Regions from separate parts of the Homo sapiens genome. Here region 1 is linked to region 2. Evidence: read pairs that join two places in POLR2A ChIA-PET (ENCODE). Cell type or tissue: K562. All regions are shown on one strand. Each heading gives the region's core, and the rest is flanking DNA. Links, peaks and the distances in the headings are about the cores only. Region 1 overlaps CREBBP (CREB binding lysine acetyltransferase). Region 2 holds the start of C16orf96 (chromosome 16 open reading frame 96).

Region 1 (5,372 bases), core at 99-5,098, 780 kb before region 2:
AAGAGAGTTCTGCAGGAGATTTGTGTCTTATCTGGGAAGTCTCCTTGGTCAGTGGCCTCAAGGGGAGGAGTCTGTCCCAACTACATAGATTCCACTATTTCCAGATAACAAAGCAGACAAATGTAGTGCTGTCTACTACAGATGCTGTAGAGGCCAGAGCACGGTAAACAGCAACCTACCCTGCTGTTGGCAGACTCGTACATGTCCCCTTCCACTTTCTTAGCATAGGCTACCAGGTTTTCCATGCGGCGATCCTTTAGAGCTGCGGGATCAGGTGTTGGGAAGATGGCTTGGACGCTGAAAGGATAACACATCTATCAAACTACTTTTTTTTTTCTTCTTTTTTTTAAAGACATGGGGTTTCGTCCAGGCGCGGTGGCTCACGCTTGTAATCCCAGCACTTTGGGAGGCTGAGGCGGGAGAATCACCTGAGGTCAGCAGTTTGAGATCTGCCTGGCCAACGTGGTGAAATCCCGTCTCTACTAAAAATACAAAAATTAGCTGGGCATGGTGGTGGATGCCTGTAATCCCAGCTACTCGGGAGGCTGAGGCAAGAGAATTGCTTGAACCCGGGAGGCAGAGGTTGCAGTGAGCTGAGATCGTGCCATTGCACTCCAGCCTGGGCGACAGAGTCAGACTCCATACCAAAAAAAGAAGAAAAAAAAAAAAAAGACACAGGGTCTTGCTCTATCGCCCAGGCTGGAGTACAGTGGCATGATCATAGCTCACTGCAACTTTGAACTCCTGGGCTCAATGATCTTCCCACCTCAGCCTCTAAAGTAAGCTGGGAAGTACAGGTGCACACCACCATGCCTGGCTAATTTTTAAATTTTCTGTAGAGATGGAGTTTTATTATGTTGCCCCGGCTGGCCTGAACTCCTGGGCTCACATAATCCTCCCACCTCAGCCTCCCAAAGCACTGGAATTACACGTGGGGGCCACTGCACCTGGCCTGAAGCTACTTCCAATGCCATCAAATAAGCACTACAAAATCAGGATCATGTATCTCTGGTGGCAATACAGTGTGGAGAGAAATGCCAAGCCTCTCTTGCCTCGCATGTCAATACATGAATGAAGTTAACTCCCTGGAGACAATCCTGACCTATCAACTTATCTACACATCAAACACATCAATATTTTGCTATTAACAAGTATGTGCTGGGTCATTTCCAGAATAACACGATTTTCAAATCCCTAATTTTTAAACTACTTATTACTAAAAAAAATTTGATCAAAATAAGGAAGGGAAAAAACTCAAAGGGAATGTAAGTCTAGCTCATTTAAAATAACTAGCTCAACAACGTTAGGCTTGGTGTGGTGGCTCATGCCACCCAGCACTTTGGGAGGCCAAGGCAAGAGGATTACTTGAGGCCAGGAGTTTGAGACCAGCTTGGGTAACCTGGCAAGACTCCGTCTCTCTCTCTCAACAACAACAACAACAAAAAGGCCGGGTGCGGTGGCTCATAACCCCAGCACTTCGGGAGGCTGAGGTGGACGGATCACTTGAGGTCAGGAGTTTGAGACCAGCCTGGCCAGCGTGGTGAAACCCTGTCTCTACCAAAAACACAAAAAGTAGCTGGGGGTGGTGGCACGTGCTTGTAATCCCAGGTACTCGGGAGGCTGAGGCAGGAGAATCACTTGAACCTGGGAGGCGGAGGTTGCAGTGAGCTAAGACTGTGCCACTGCACTCCAGTCTAAGCAACAGAGCGAGACTCTGTCTCAAAAAAAAAAAAAAAAAAAAAAGTTAACTGTTAACTTTCCGTTATGTTAACTAACTGTAAGGTGATAATGACATGCCATCTATACTCTAAACTTTTCCAATTCTGAGGGGTCTCCACAACTAGAATCTGGAACTACAAAATAAGGTGAGGCTCTTGAGCTAACCCCAGCCCCCTCACGCAGCCTAAAGTGCAGAAGCACATTAAGGCCGGGCTGCACTGAGGGTCTTTGCCTCGGTGATAGGGGCTGCAAGTCAGTGCCCCTCGGCAGTACAGAGCCACCAATGCTCTCTTTGTCACCCCCGCTCACCGAGGACATAGAGTGTGGGAATCTCTGGCCTGCCTAGGGCTGCCAGAACTCTACCAGCAGTGAGAGTGGCTCCCTAAATAAGCACGTGACTTGTATAGGCTCCTAGGGTACTGTCATCTGGTAGCCAATGGGCAACACAGGAATAAAATCAAACATCTATGAAACTGCAAAACTGTTACGTACAGTTTATGCACTAGATGGCTCCGCAGGTCCTGAGTGACATGTTCGTGCCAGCCTTTCCTTACACCGGTGCTAGAAGGAGGAGCTGCTGTTGGTATAGTGCTGAGGGTTCCAATGTTACCAGAGTTGGAGCCATCGTTCATCAGTGGGCTAAGGAGGAAATAAAGACACTTCATCCATCTACTGAAGTGACTCAAACACACTTTGTCTAGTAAGGTTCTTCTGCCACCACATGTGACTTTTAAAAGTTTAAGTCAGGAGAGCCAAGTGATGTAAATAAATAAAACTTAAACTATGTTTTAATCTATTATCTGCTCTACATTTATAATTAAAGAAAAAAAGGAAAACAGCATTCACCCCTCACCACCCCATTTAAACTATTTTCTCTGCCACACATTTAGAAAGAATCAGTTTTGTGTGGTTCTCAGTCCATGCTCCTGTTGGACTGTCACTCAGATCTGAAACAGGGTCTTACTTTGTGGCCCCCAGGGAAGTCGGAAGAGCTGATTCTGAAATCAAGTTTGGGGGCTGCTGATCTGTTGTTATTCCTCCTGCTGGAATGTTCATTGGATTATTTCCTTTAAAGACAGAAAAGAAATCAATCAACAGTTAAATTTTAATATATACTTCAAAGTTTTGATGACAGATAACCAACATGCCACCATATAAACAATTGGTGGTTATTTAAATAAGTGATTCTGGCCAGTTATAGTAAGCACTGCGGCAGGAACTCTGAGTGTCATATTTTCAATAATGGTAATCAACGTGCACAAATAATCAGTAGACACCCTCCCCACTCTACTTTGTAACCAAAGTAAGGTGTGTTTATGGAGGTTAGCTGCTATCTAAGTGAAAAAGTTATAAATGACCCACATGCAGCCTCTTACTTTCATTCTGCTTCATTAGTATCGCTCCTGAGTGACTCAGCTGCACTGACACACACCTCTGTGTCTCCACCCCCAATATCAGAAAATAAAATCATAGAAATTAAGCTCAGGAAAAAAATATAGAGGTCAATTTGTCTACAATCTTCCTATTAAAGGAAACGAAAGCTGAGACTAAAAAAGGTTAAGCTAGTCCCAAATTATACCATCAACAGGAGAGGAGTTAGATTAACACTTGGGTCTCAGGATTCTAACTCAGTCTCCTGGCCAGTATTAGTTAGACATTCATTAGGGCAGTTGTTTTCCAGAAAGCAACAAGTAAGATGACTTTAGCTGGGCATATTTTAAGGAGTAATTTTTAAGTGTAAAATAGTTACTCTATTAGGGAAAGAACAAAACTAGCACAACTAGTCAGCCAGTCTTGACTTCACAGACATCACTGCTTAGCTTAAGCCTAAATGTAAAGGGACTGTGTCCACTTAAAGAAAAATATTAAGGAAACCATATGCAGAAATGGCAAAATCATGGCGATGTGTGAGCAAACGATCAAAGGCTGGCAAATAATGGGCTGGGGTGACAAAAGAAACCATGACATGTCCAGCAGCCTGAGCCAAGAGTTTCCAGGACTCCTGTCATTGTCATTAACCTGCTGAAGTCCAGGCTGGTCACTTCCAACTGAGGGGTAGACCCTAACCAAGATGTGTGAGAAACTGGCAAACACAAGTACTCCAACAAATAAATGACAACAGTCAGCATGAGGCGTCCAGTCAGCATCCTGACTTGTGAGATCTGCATTCTGAGGCACATGGCACATTCTTTATGAAAACCGTCCAGACAGAAGTGGCACAGCAAGCAACAAAAACATTGCTTCATTTGCAAATGCTGCTCTTTTTATAAGCATGTAACATTTTCCTTGCATCAGATACTTCAGCTTTTTCCTGGGAGATTTTTTATTTCAACCACCGTAGTAAAAAACACAAAACAAACTGAAAACTGCCTTGGGTTCCATCACTCCATTCCCTTTGCTGCATGTGGACAAGTAAGAACGAAGTTGAGAGTTCCTTCACCTACCCAGGGGGTTGAGAGTCCTCATCTGCTGGTGGGTTTGAGGCTGTGCTGGTTGCTGGCCAGGAACCTGAGGCTGCAGCTGCGTCTGGGGCTGGTTCATGTAGGGGAGTCCGAGAGCAGCATAGGCTCGCTGCATGGAGCTGGGGTCTATGGGATTTGGGTTACTTAAAGAAGTGGCATTCTGTTGCCCTGTGCCAACAGAACCAATTGTGTTTTGAATTCCACTAGCTGGAGACCCCAGGATGGCTATAACGACAAACAGACAGACAGACAAAAACGAGAGGTAAGTAAAAGGGAGAAGCCCACGAATGATTTAAAAACTATTGAGAAGCAAATACATTTCATCAAAATACTACACATGAATATCATAAAGCAGTAAACAAGCCTAGGGAGAAAGGAACTGTGCTGAAGGACTCATTTATTCTGCCTAGCAGTAAGTGAGGAACAAAAAGTTAAAGAAAAGTCAAGTTTCTATCTTAGCATGCAACAGACCATAAAATCTCACAGATAACACTTGAAAAAAATTATTATGTCTTAAAACCTAGAGACTCCTCAAGAAGTCAGTTCCAGGGAGTGGCAAATGTATGACAAGGGAAACGTCTGATTCTCTGGGGACCAGCAGACACCTCTGAGATGAACAGAGGAGCCCCCTCCTGTTGACCCCAACCCTGTCCTTCACTGCTCACCTGCACAGGTACAGAGGGCTTAAGAGAAGGAGCAGAGATGATACCTGGTCGGTCAGTTTTGATTAATAAATCTATAATGTGCTCTTCCAAATCACATAATTGCAAGTCCTTGAAACATACACAAACAATGACAGCATGGACATATCCTTCTGATGGGATTCCTATGCAGCAGAGCACCATGCTGAGCTCTCCGGCTACATGAAGCTGTTCAAGAAATACTGTACTTGATTGATTGACTGACTGAGCTGTTTGAAATTAAGGTTGGAGTGAGGCTTCGCAATTCTGCATGGGTCTTATTATCCAGGGGCTACCTCAGCACCTCTGATATTCAGGAGGTGGCTCTGCCTCACGTGGCCAAAGTCAGCTTCTGCTACTGAGGCCCACTGCTGGCTGGCAGGGAAGCTGCCCCATCCAGCTAGCTAACCCCAGGAGACTAAAGGAAAAACTGGTGTCAACATAAGGAGCTCCATCCCAAAGGGCTTCCAAGGTAATGGAGAGACAACTCCAAACTTGCATCAACTTGGAC
Region 2 (5,372 bases), core at 324-5,323:
TTGTCACACACACTACACACACACACACACACACACACACACACACACACACACACGAGAAAATGGAACACTGTGGGGGGCCTTTGGATGCGTCCAGAAATGAATGTAGTTCTTCAGATTCTTTTTTTTTTCTTTTGAGACGGAGTCTCGCTCTGTCGCCCAGGCTGGAGTGCAGTGGCACGATCTTGGCTCACTGAAACCTCCACCTCCCGGATTTAAGCAATTCTCTGCCTCAGCCTCCAGAGTAGCTGGGATTACAGGCACGTGCCACCACGCCTGGCTGATTTTTGTATTTTTAGTAGAGGCGGAGTTTCACCGTCTTGGCCAGGCTAGTCTTGAATTCCTGACCCCGTGGTCCACCCGCCTTGGCCTCCCAGAGTGCTGGGATTACATATGTCAGCCACTGTGCCCGGCCTTTTCTCTTTTCTTTTTCTTTTCTTTTCTTTTTTTTTTTTTTTTTGAGGCAAGGTCTCACTCTGTTGCCCAGGCTAAGTGCAGTGGCACAATCATAGCTCACTGTAGCCTCAAACTCCTGGCTTCAAGCAATCCTCCCACCCCATCCTCCTGAGTAGCTGGGACTACAGATGTGCGCCAGCACATCCAGCTAATTACAAATTTTTTTTTGTAGAAACAGGGTCTCACTATGTTGCCCAGGCTGCTCTCGAACTCCTGGCTTCAAGCAGTCCTCCCGCCTTTGCCTCCCCAAAGTGCTGGGATTACAGGCCTGAACCCCCACACCCACCCAGCCAGTACTTCAGATTCTTATCTCTTTGTAAAACCTGGGTCTTCCTAACTCCAAGAAACCTGTCTTCTGCCCGGATTCGAGAAAATTCCAAGGAGGGAGCTGCCTCTCCATCCCTTCCATATGTGCTTCTAGGAAAAAGTTACCAGTCTCACATCACCAGAGGGCTTGAATGAAGAGGCTGCCATCAGCTATTCAAACATTCATCCAATATTAACTGAGCACCTACTCTGGGTGAGGCTTACCAGGGAGCACCTGCCCCACTCCAGACTTTGAATTGCGCCCGTTTCATCACATTCTTTGGTGTCCTGGCAACCAGAGACTCTGATCTGAGCTCCAGCCAGAACAGAGGCCATTCCTCCCTGACTGCTGTGACTCACCACCACCCCAGGCCTCTGAGGACCAGTCCATGTAGCTCTCGGAACCACTGAAAGCTACCCCTTGTCCTTGAGGACACCTGGAACCCCAGCCCCACTGACCCACCCTGGCAGGATGAGCTTCTCACTCACGTTCACCGAGCTGGCCAACATCGCCATCCCACAGTGCGGGGTGCTGAACTTCAAGGCCCTGCACCTCCTGCTGCACGGCATCTTGGAGCACATCCACATGGCCGAGCTCAAGAAAGTCCTCTCAGGCGATGAGGACTTCCTGCAGACCTCGCAGGTGGTCATCATGCCCAGGGAAGGAGACGCCCAGCCTATCCTCAACCCCATGAAGAGGCTCAGCAATGTCTTCGACCACGTGGTGAGCCGCCTCGACAAGTTGGAGAACCAGCTGGCCCTGCTGCAGGACCTGCCCTCCACTGCCCAGCTGCTGGAAGCCAGCCAGGGCACTGCCCGGCCCGTCCAGGACCTGTGGCATCTGATCAAGCTCCGGAAGATGGTGGAGGGTCATGATGAAGTCATGGCCAAGGTACGCCCCCAGCCTCCAGACACTTCTTTTCCTCCCTTCACCACTGGCTCTCTCCTGGGACGTCTTTTTTTTGTTTTTGAGACTCCGTCTCGCTCTGTCACCCAGGCTGGAGTGCAGTGGTGTGATCTTGGCTCACTGCAACCTCCGCCTCCCGGGTTCAAGTGATTCTCCTGCCTCAGCCTCCCTAGTAGCTAGGATTTCAGGCACATGCCACCACACCCGGCTAATTTTTGTATTTTTAGTAGAGATGGGGTTTCACTATGTTGGCCAGGCTGGTCTCAAACCCCTGATCTCAACTGATCCACCTGCCTCGGCTTCCTAAAGTGCTGGGATGACAAGCGTGAGCCACTGCGCCCAGCCTTCTCCTGGGACATCTTGTTGCTTACTCACCTACGATGGGCCATCTCCTTATGCAGAGTGGGAAGAAGGGTGCTTTAGAGTCAGGCACAACCAAAACGCCAAGCTTGCAGCCTCCATCAAGTATTGCAAAGAAGCCAGACACAAAAGGCTACCCAGTGTATGATTCCATTTATACGAAATGTCCAGAATAGGTAAATCCATGGAGACAGAAAGCAGTGGTTGCCAGGGGCTTGGAGGAGGAGAGAATGGGGAGTAATTGCTTTGTGGATATAGGGTTTCCTTTTGGGGTGATGAAAATGTTTTGGAACTAGATGGAGGTGGTAGTTATACAACCTCACTGATGTACTAAATGACACTGAATTGTTCACTTAAAAATGGCTAATTGTACATTATGTGAATTTCACCCCAATTTTTTTTTGAGACAGGGTGTCACTCTGTCATCCAGGCTGGAGTGCAGTGACTCAGTCATGGCTCACTGTAGCCTCGACCTCCCAGACTCAAGCAATCCTCCCACCTCAACCTCCCGAGTAACTGGGACCACAGGTGTGCACCACTGCACCTGGCTAATTTTTGTATTGTTTGTAGAGATAGGGTCTCCTTATGTTGCCCAGGCTGGACTCAAACTCCTAGGCTCAAGTGATCCTCCTGCTTTGGCCTCCCAAAGTGCTGGGATTAGAAGCGTGAGCTACTGTGCTCAGCCTTACCCCAATTTCTAAAAAATGCCTGGAGGAGCTACCATGGGAGAAGTACCAGAGTAGTCACGGTGAACAGGCACGCCCGGCCTAGCAGGGGAGATAGACACAAGTGAGTGAGAATCTCCAAGAACCAGCCCTGTGAGGAGCAGCAAAGAGGCATTCCTTCTGCCTTACAGAAGAGGAAACTGACGCTCAGAGGAGCTCAGTGATTGGCTGAAGGCCCAGCAGCTGGTGGGCAAGGGAGCTGCGCGCTGAGGCGTGGCCTCTGACCCTGGCTCACCTTTGACTGCTGACCCCTGCTAACCCCGACCAGCACGTGGACAGTGTTCAGTTACTGGCAGCCCAAGAAGAAATAAGAAAGGGAAAATAAGCCGAGCACAGTGGCTCACACCTATAATCCCAACACTGGGAGGCCAAGGCGGGATGATCACTTGAGCCCAGGAGTTCAAGACCAGCCTTGGCAGCGTAGTGAGACCTCATCTCTATAAAAAAATGAATAAATTAGCCGGGTGTGGTGGCGTCCACCTGTAGTCTTACCTCAGGAGGCTGAGGTGGGAGAATCACTTAACCCCAGGAGTTGGAAGCTGCAGTGAGTTGTAGTCACTCTCCTGAACTCCAGCCTGGGGGACAGAGCAAGCCCCTGTGTCTAAAAATAGTAATAATAATTTGGCCAGGCACAGTGGCGCACACCTGTAATCCCAGCATTTCGGGAGGCCAAGGTGGGTGGATCACCTGAGGTGAGGAGTTCGAGACAATCCTGGCCAACATGGTGAAACCCTGTCTCTACTAAAAATACAAAAATTAGCTGGGCATGCTTGCGTGCGCCTGTAGTCCCAGCTACTCGGGAGGCTGAGGCAGGAGAATCGCTTGAACCCAGGAGGCGGAACTTGCAGTGAGCCGAGATCGCACCACTGCATTCCAGCCTGGTGACAGAGCGAGACTCTGTCTCAAAAAAAAAAAAAAAAAAAAAATTAGCCAGGTGTGGTAGCAGGCACCTGTAATCCCAGCTACTCGGGAGGCTGAGGCAGGAGAATCACTTGAGCCTGGAAGGCAGGTGTTGCAGTGAGTTGAGATCGCACCACTGCCCTTCAGCCTGGGTGACGGAGAAAGTCTTGTCTCCAAAAAGGAGACCATCCAGCGATGACTGCCTTCCTATCCCTGGAGGCAGCATGTCCTAGTCCTCTCTGAGCCAGAACTGTGCCCGTTGGTGTGTCCAGCTGGATCTCCCTGGGAGTCAGGGCCATTTTCAGAGCGTTCCCAAGTTACCACTCTTCTCTTTCAAATTGAGGGGAAACTGGCTGGATGTGGTGGCTCACACCTGTAATCCCAGCACTTTGGGAGGCCGAGGCAGGTGGGTCACTTGAGGTCAGGAGTTCGTGACCAGCCTGGCCAACATCATGAAAACCCGTCTCTACTAAAAATAAAAATAAAAAAAAATTAGCCAGGCATGGTGGCGCATGCCTGGAATCCCAGCTACTCAGGAGGCTGAGGCACGAGAATCGCTTGAACCCTGGAGGTGGAGGTTCTAGTGGGCGGAGATTGCGCCACTGCACTCCAGCCTGGGCAACAGAGCAAGACTCCATCTCAAAAAAAAAAAATTAAAAATAAATAAATAAATTGAGGGGAAATTGACCTAACATAAAATCAACCATTTAAAAGTGGACATTAAACACTGAATTAATGAAAATTCGGTGGCACACGATATATTGACATTGTTGTGCAGCCAGCCACCTCTATCTAGTTCTAAGCCATTTCCATCACCCTGAAAGGAAAAAACCCTATTTCCCCTTTACTTCTCCTCCCTGCAACCCCTGACAACCACTAATCTGCTTTCTGTCTTACGGATTTGCCTATTCTGGACATTTCATCTAAAGGCATAATCTGTGTATTTCATAGAGACAGAAAGTAGATTAGTGGTTTCCAGAGGCTCAGGAAGGGGGGAACAGAGAGAGACTGTAACAGGGACGGGATTTCCTTTTAGGAGAATGAAGTGTCTTGGAAGTAGATAGTGGTGTACATACCAAATGCCCTCAAATTGCACACTTCATTTTTATTTTATTTTTATTTTTTTGAGACAGAGTCTCACTCTGTCATCCAGGCTGGAGTGGACTGGTGCAATCTCTGCTCACTGCAACCTCTGCCTCCAAGGTTCAAGTGACTCTCGTGCTTCAGCCTCCTGAGTAGCTGGAAATACAGGTGCGCGCCACCATGCCTGGCTAATTTTTCTTTGCATTTTTATATATATGTTTGTTTTTGAGATGGAGTCTCACTCTGTTGCCCAGGCTGGAGTGCAGTGGTGTGGTCTCAGCTCACTGCAACCTCTGCCTCCCAGGTTCAAGCAGTTCTTCTGCCTCAGCCTCCCAAGTAGCTGGGACTGTAGGTGCCCGCCACCACACCCAGCTAATTTTTGTATTTTTAGTAGAGACGCGGTTTCACCATGTTGGCCAGGATGATCTTGATCTCCTGACCTCGTGATCCACCCGCCTTGGCCTCCCAAAGTGCTGAGATTACAGGCATGAGCCACTAAGCCCGGCCAATACTAAAATATTTTTATACTTTAATATTATGGGTATTTTACCACAAAAAAAAGCAGAGATTGGCAGAATAGATAAAAAACAAACAAACACACAAAAAAAAAACATGACCTAACTACTATATGAGGT

Evidence for each region. Peaks named below come from ENCODE experiments on the same cell type or tissue, not always from the same donor. Only the 100,000 strongest peaks of a DNase experiment are listed, where the experiment ranks them.
Region 1: POLR2A ChIA-PET joins it to region 2 with 5 read pairs; 2 of 35 experiments call an interaction of 5 or more read pairs at or near these places.

The regions. Positions count from the first base shown.
Region 1 is chr16:3,778,521-3,783,892 of GRCh38, forward strand. CREBBP (CREB binding lysine acetyltransferase) reads right to left here. Exons shown (of 31, transcript NM_004380.3): 6 at 4,164-4,406; 7 at 2,684-2,786; 8 at 2,212-2,358; 9 at 180-297. Among named protein-coding and RNA genes, the nearest start is that of TRAP1, 64 kb to the left of the region's middle. RefSeq lists an enhancer at 2,291-2,350. In K562, for the core only: a CTCF peak has its summit at 2,224 (motif pointing right); no DNase peak of the experiment used is centred there.
Region 2 is chr16:4,555,256-4,560,627 of GRCh38, forward strand. C16orf96 (chromosome 16 open reading frame 96) reads left to right here and starts at 1,085. Exons shown (of 16, transcript NM_001145011.2): 1 at 1,085-1,654. The coding sequence starts at 1,235. In K562, for the core only: no CTCF peak of the experiment used is centred there; a DNase peak (open chromatin) is centred at 2,946; H3K27me3 peaks cover 1,573 bases.